Linked DNA regions of Mus musculus: region 2 is linked to region 1. Evidence: chromatin loops called from intact Hi-C (ENCODE). Cell type or tissue: left cerebral cortex. All regions are shown on one strand. Links, peaks and the distances in the headings refer to the core of each region. The heading gives the core; the rest is flanking DNA.

The links. Peaks named below come from ENCODE experiments on the same cell type or tissue, not always from the same donor. Only the 100,000 strongest peaks of a DNase experiment are listed, where the experiment ranks them.
Region 2: a loop joins it to region 1, with 9 times the contacts of the local background. A loop is called at or near these places in 24 of 42 quality-filtered maps.

What each region holds. Positions count from the first base shown.
Region 1 is chr4:131,836,152-131,839,690 of GRCm38, forward strand. It overlaps Ptpru (protein tyrosine phosphatase, receptor type, U), which reads right to left and starts at 2,127. Exons shown (of 31, transcript NM_001083119.2): 1 at 1,933-2,127. The coding sequence starts at 2,005. In left cerebral cortex, for the core only: a CTCF peak has its summit at 2,215 (motif pointing left); DNase peaks (open chromatin) are centred at 1,201, 1,785 and 2,191; H3K4me3 peaks cover 1,559 bases; H3K27ac peaks cover 948 bases.
Region 2 is chr4:131,251,448-131,254,986 of GRCm38, forward strand. No RefSeq gene overlaps it. Among named protein-coding and RNA genes, the nearest start is that of Gm25261, 14 kb to the left of the region's middle. In left cerebral cortex, for the core only: a CTCF peak has its summit at 1,904 (motif pointing right); DNase peaks (open chromatin) are centred at 1,379, 1,917 and 2,937; H3K4me3 peaks cover 517 bases.

The DNA of each region.
Region 1 (3,539 bases), core at 810-3,309:
ATCCTGACAGTCTACTACCAGGGCAATTGATGATCGTGTGTATTCTCAAATCAAGGTGATCGAGTGAGGGAATGAAAAGGGTTCTATCTTAAAGATCCCGGGCGCCCCGCGGCCCTGAGAAAGGTCTAAGAGGCAGGTTGCCTGGATCACCCTCTCTGATACCAGGAGGTCAAAACTGAAGCTGAGCAGTACAACCCCAAAGCTGCAGGGCAAGACCAGGACAGCTCCCGAGACGCCCCAGCGGGGGCGGGGCGGTGAACGAGATCCCCGGAGGCCAGTTGTCTGGGGCAGGCAGGCGACCTGGAGTCTCTCCCTGGGCCCAAGGCGGCAGCGCGTGTCTCGGCTCTGCTTCCACCCGGGGCGACTCCCAGCTACCTCACGCCGGTGGCGGGAGCCAGGGGAGGAGGAAACCCTGGAAGAGGACCGGCACACGCCCGCCAGAGGGGCCGAGGCCTGAGGTCCAGGCCTCAGGAAAGGACGGTGGACCACGCGCGCGCACACACAGAAGCACACTGACACTCCATTCACAGAGCACACGATGCGATGCGCTCGCGGTCGCACAGACAGTCACTGGACACACACTCAGACATGGGAATGCACACACACACACACACACACACGCACGCACGCACACGCACACACCCTCCATAGGACACCAGGCTCCAAAGCACACTCAAGCACGGGATCTCACCGCAGGCCGAGGGGGAGGCCCATGCACACATTCACACACACACACACACGCACACACGCACACACGCACACACACACAACACACACACGTCCGCACGCGCGTGCCCGACTGGCCGGGAGGCCGCACAAAGTTGCAAAGCAGACGCAGGCAGCGTCCCCGGGGACCGCGGCGTCCCCAACGCCTCTGACGAGCTACGATGGGGACGCTGTCCCGAGGCCTCCAGCCAGGCCCTGCGGGGGCCCCGACGCCGCAGCCCCGCCCGCAACCGGGTGCGCCCCACGGCCCTCCCCATCCCGGGCGCCCCGCGGCCCTGGCGCCTCCTCGGATCAGCCGCCAGCCAGCGCCGCTCGGAACTTGCGAAACAACAAACCGCCCGAAATGTCGGAGTCGGCGGCTACAGCCACGTCTCTCCCCGTTCCTTCCCTCGCCAGCCGCAGGGCCGCCCCAGCCTCCGGGGGACGCCGCCGCGACAACTTGTTCCGGCCGGGTGCGCCACGCACACGCGCGCGCGCGATCACACATACACTCACATATGCACACACACATGCACACACACCCTCGGGTCCCGGCCACACTCGACCACGGCCTAGGAGCACCCCAAGCTCGCAGCGTCCCTAGCCACGAAACCATCGCTCACCGACACACTCACATCCACTCCAGACACGCTCCCCCATACGTATTCCCCGCATCCCTGACATTCACACGGACCCACACAGCATCGTACACCCCAAATACTCCCACAGGGTCACTCGTGGGCACAGAGCTCACACAGGTTCCGACCCGGTTCCCACGACTGCACACACACACACACACACACACACCACACACACTCGGGCCCACACTTGGGCACAATCCACCGAGTCCTCACAGCACAGGCATAAACAAACACGCGGGTTTTCAAACGCACCAGCAACAAACAGTACTCCCGCCTAGGGAATACAAAAAAAAAAGCCAACAAATGCAACACAGGATCAGACGCAACTCTAGCCAAGCCACTGAAACTCAGATACACAACCCACTTGGCAGCGTGGACAAACATGAGCCAGCGCACACCCGGTGCTCCACGCAGGCGACACTCACACCAGCACACTCGCATCCGCGGTACACACTCAACCTCAGTTTGCACACAAACTACAGACACAGCGGCCACAGAAGCTTGGAGCACTCCGACACCAGCGACAAGCCATCCCCGGCCCCCCGGGCACTCGCGGGATAAGCTTGGAGGGACCGCGCGCGCTTACCTGCGGGAGTCTCGGTCTCAGGCGCGCAGAACTGGAAGGTGAGCGCCAGGACCAGAGCCTGAGCCCGGGCCATGGCCGCCGCCTAGGTCCTGGAGACCCGCAGCTGGGGAGGCGACGCCTCCGGAGCCCGACCGGGAGCCCAAGGCGAGCGGGAGCCGTAGTGGAGCAGTGCCGCGCGGAGCGGGACTGGCGCCGAGTCCAGAGCGGGAGCCCGAACGAGCGGGGCGCTGACGTCAGGCCCCCGGGCGCGAGTTCCGCGGTCTCGAGGCGTCCCCTGCTGGTGGTGTCGCGCGCTGCGGCCCGGTTCCCTGGGCCCGCCGGCCTTGGCGTGCCCATCCCCCACTCTCGCACCCCGTCGACAAGATCCATCGGCCGGTGCCGGTGTTCAGGTCGGCACTCTCAACGCATCCGTTGCCCACGGCTGAGACTGTAACCCAGGAACCCTTGGCTCCTCTGTTCCCTCAGTTGCTTAAGTTTTTCCTACCTTGACTACTCTGAACATAAACTCCCAGCTCCCTCCAATGACAGAGCACTCTTCATCTACCTGAAACGTTGTTGGGCCTTTGGAATGTTGCCGTTTACTTTCAGTAATATGAAATTCACTTCTCTCTTACTGACGCTCGTGCCTCTACAGTAGCCTCCGGCTACTCGGAGTAAGTAGATTTGGAACTCTGCCCCGTCCAAGTTTTTGCACAACCACCAGCATAGTTGTCAGTGGCTACTTAAGACCAGGTGCCATGTGTGCCTCTCTCTGGGACTCTGTTCATCTTCACTATTGCCCTAGGGGACACACACCATTCTAATGCCATTACACAGTTGAGAAAGTTGAGATCATAGAGCGTGACTTTTTCAAGATTATGTGTCAGTATGAGGCGACACCAAGATCTGAATCAAGGTTGTCTGGTTCGAAATGTGTAAACAAACGAACAAAAACCGACTCACATCTGGAAACCCATTTGCTTCTCAAATACTGAATAGATATGGGCTTGTTGGTTCAGTGATGACTGTAGACTACCGAGGAGATTAAAAAACAAAGGCTTGATCTCCGGGAGCTAGAGAGACGGCTCAGTGGTTAGGTGCGTGCACGCGGCTCTTGCAAAGGGCTCAGGATGGATCCCCAGCACCCTTGTCCAACCACCTGTAACTGCGCATCAGACCAGCACTTCTGGCCGTGTATATTTATAAAATATAAAATTATATTTTAAATATAATTTAAATATTTTTTAAAATCCCCACCCTCATGAAGCTTACATTCAGGAGGAAGATGCAGGAGAGGGTGGGGGGGGGGGTTGGAACCTACAGTAGGGAAAGTGGATCGCTGCACTTCTAAACAGACTGCCTGCTATGTGATGGACTTGGTATATATCCCCCATGTTTAGAATGTGTGTCCCCCTAGGGAAGCTTTTTCCCCCGGGGCCTGGTATCCCGCATACTCGATGAGTAATGAATGAGCGGGTAACTGATAGATGAGTACTTACAGAGAGGGCCCTTGCTCTCACGAAGACTTCATGCCGCAGATAAATAAATACATATGGAACTTCAGTCTGAGGCATGCGCCCTCAAGGAAATGAAGCTCTTGCAACAAGGAACACTAAAAGATGGGGGGG
Region 2 (3,539 bases), core at 681-3,180, 580 kb before region 1:
GTTGGCTTCTGCGGTTAACACAACACACACACACACACACACACACACACACACACACACACACACACGGTATAGAGACATTCAGGCTGGCAAAATGCCCACATACATAAATTTTAATTTAATTTTTGAAAAGAAAGCCCCTTTCACATCTTCACAGCAGAGTGTACACGTGGGGTCTGATTGGCTGGGATTTCAGAGCGAGTCTCTCTGGTGTGTCTGCGGGCCTCAGTGTGGGTGGGAGATGATAGCCTCCCTTGAGTCCTCAGATTGGCAATGGATGCAGTGATCATGTGACTACTGGGAAGGCCAATGTTTTGCCTAAGTGTTTTTGCACTGCTGCCCCCAGCCAGGGTTATCCAGCATTTTGTCCCCGCATGCCAAGCAAGCATCTACTCTTTGAATGGAGCCCAGGCACCTGATGGGTCTTTGAAGGCCCTGTGTTACCCAACCACATCCACCCGCTGTAGCTTTACCTTAGGTTTTGGCACTCTCCTGGCCCCAGGCTCTCCCTGCAGGTCTCCCTGTGAGCCATGGTTCCTCTCACTTCCAGGCTCCCGAGCATGCTGGTCTCTTAGCCTGATGTTCCTTCTTCCCATGAGAGGCCTTGCTTTGTCTAGAGGACTTAGCTTTTGTACCCCCCACGGGAAGGCTGTCTGCTTCTCTTGTCTGTGCCCCCATTAATTCATTACTTACTTGTTTATTGTTTGTCTTAGGCCCTAGGCTGTGTGAGTTTCCTGGAAGCAGAAACAGCCTCTGGCTTGACTGGCACTATGTCCCTAGTGTTAGCCAAGAGCCCAGCACAGAGTAGCTGTTCAATAAAATGTGCACCCGAGCAGGTGCGGTGACTTTATTCTGTCCCTCATTTTCGAGTTCCAGTTTCCAAAGAACAGTCCCAGCAGGGGAACTCTATGACTAAAAGCTCCACCCACCCAAGACACTCCCCTGCCCGCCACGACCCAGAAGCCAATAGGAAGAGTTCATAAATGGGGAAACCGAGGCACAGAACAATCAATGTGCTTGCTTTAAGGTCTTCAGGGACTGGACCGGTGGCCTTTGGGCTGAGCTCCTGAGCCACGTGGGGTCACAGCTGTCTAAGGTCGGTCGGTTGGAGGTGTCCGGGAGTGCATCAAGCTGCTTCCTGGGGTCAGGCATGTGCTGAGGTGAACACAGATGAAATGCTCAGCTGCAGGACATGGGGGTATCCCCGAAAACAGCTCTGGAAGTGGGGCACACTGATGTTTAAGAGATGATAGAGAGATCTGAGGTGAGCATGCTCAAGTCATATCCTAGCAGCAAGAAGCAGGACCGATTGAGGAAGATGCCAGGCAGGGATCTCGGCAGCTAAGACATCTGTCTACTCCCACGCTGTGATTCCTGCACCACACCCTCGCTTCTGGAAGGCGGGAAGCAGGGTGGCCTCCTCTTTGTGGTTCCAAAGGCGATGAAGGGGGCTGGCTGGGCTTGGGTGACAGACACAGATGAAAATACAGGGCTTGCGGATGGCCAGACAGGAGTGGGTTTGAGGTGCGCAGGTGAACATTCTGCTTAATAACAAGCCCCAAGCGCCGGAGGCCAGCTATCCCGAAATCCCAAGCACGTGAATGCGAAGCCACACTGTACAGTGCCCAGCGCTCCAGGCTGAGCCCTGCTGCTGACACACTGCAGGGTGGACCCCGCAGCGCTGCGCTGGAGTCTGTTCTGAGCCGCTGCATTTGGACGAGTGCAGTGCGAGGCATGCAGCAGCAGACTCTCCTGGAGCTTTCTTGCTTCAATTCATTTCCACCGAGAGATTTTCTCAGTGAAGGAAATACTATCATTCTTCGAAAGTTTGGAACTGAAGTGGACTCTGCCATTTCTTTCTCCTCCGGTGCCTGGTGGAGCCCAGAGGGATTGAGCGCCGAGGCTGGCTGGGGACTGTAGCCATTAGAGGGCGACATTGGACCAGCAAAGACCGGTCTACGAGGCAGTGGGGCTTGCGGGGAGTTTCTGGACCCATTTCCTTTCCCACCCGCCACTCACACCCCTACTGTGACTTTGATTCCTAGAAAACCCTATAAAATCAGGGTCACACGCGACAGGGAGATGGATTCAATGCGGCTTCTCAAGTTGCCTGTCTTGTTATTTTTGGCCATTTCTTTGTTCTTATGGAGAATGGAGCAGCCTCTCTTCCTGCCTGCACTGGCCACTCAGAGACACCCTTGATAACTACTGATACGGGGTAGGGTAGGGGTCAATCCGCGCGTTTTAAAACCTCACCTAGGACAAGCCACAGCCTAGGAGAAAATAAGTACATATTTAATAAATTACATATGTTAAATCTCCAAAATATACAAAGAGCCCTCTAAAGACAACAATAATTTTTTAAAAAGTTGGCTGTAAAGGCTTTTCTCTGAGTACACACTTCTGCAAGGAAGAAAGATGGTGACAAGAGACATTCAACATCTGTAGCCATTTTTTTAACATGCAAAATAAAGCCACGGTGCACACCTCTTTACCCCCTGGAAAGCAAACTGCCCAGAGGTTGAGAAGGAAGGGGGGGGGGGGAGGAGAGAGACTGAATGGAGGTGGTTTAGGTACATTTATTATCCATGTAGCTATGCTGATTTCAGACATTTGTCAAACTCAACTGTCTGGTATGTTAAGTACATACAGGGTTTCCTGAATGCCCACAATAAGGCAATAAAGCCCCTTAAAATGTCACCACGTTTTGGACTCATCTAGCTGAGTGCCACAAGGACTGTCCTCACCTTCCTCCACATCTGGACTCTGCTGTCCAGCTTCTCAGTGGGAAGATGGCTGGTTTCAGCCTTGACTGAGGCCACAGGGCTCCCTGCAAGGCTTGAACAGAGAGCAGATGTGAAGCCACCGTGTGGCTGGCAGGCTGGCTGGCTCCTGTGTCACAACCACCACTGCGAGGACATGCCTAGTCCAGACTTTTGGAGGACAAGAGACACTAGGAATAGAGCCAAGGAATGCTGTCACCTCTGCCAAGGTCAGCCGCTGTAGCTTAGGTCACTCCTTGCAGCCAGGGTCAGCCGGAAGCCACGGGAAACTCAGGACACATGTGTCCAGCCAAGATCCACTGAGCTGCTGTCAACCGACAGCTGGCTCCAAAGAAGCACGCAGTAAATGTCTTGAACTCAGTCAGTGAACTTCTCTGAGATTGGCCAGGTGGACTGATTATAGGAAAACAAAAAAACAAACAAAACAAAAATAATAAAATAAAATAGAAACAAAATGGGATGAATAATGTAGAAAGGCTTCCTGGAGGAGGTGACGCCCACTGTTTGTTTGTTTGTTTGTTTGTTTGTTTTTCCAATCTGGCTGGCATTATAGCCCAGGCTGGCCTGGAACTCACACTCCATAACCAGGCTGTTCTAGGTCGTGAGGTGATCCACTTGCCTCTGCCTCTGAACACAGGCCTGAGCCACCACACCATGCTCCCCCTGGTGTTTAAAGCTGAGTGAGCCAGTCAGAAGAAACACCACGGAGGCTGTAGAAGAACAGCAAAGAGTCGAACCTGCAGACCTGGCGGGAAC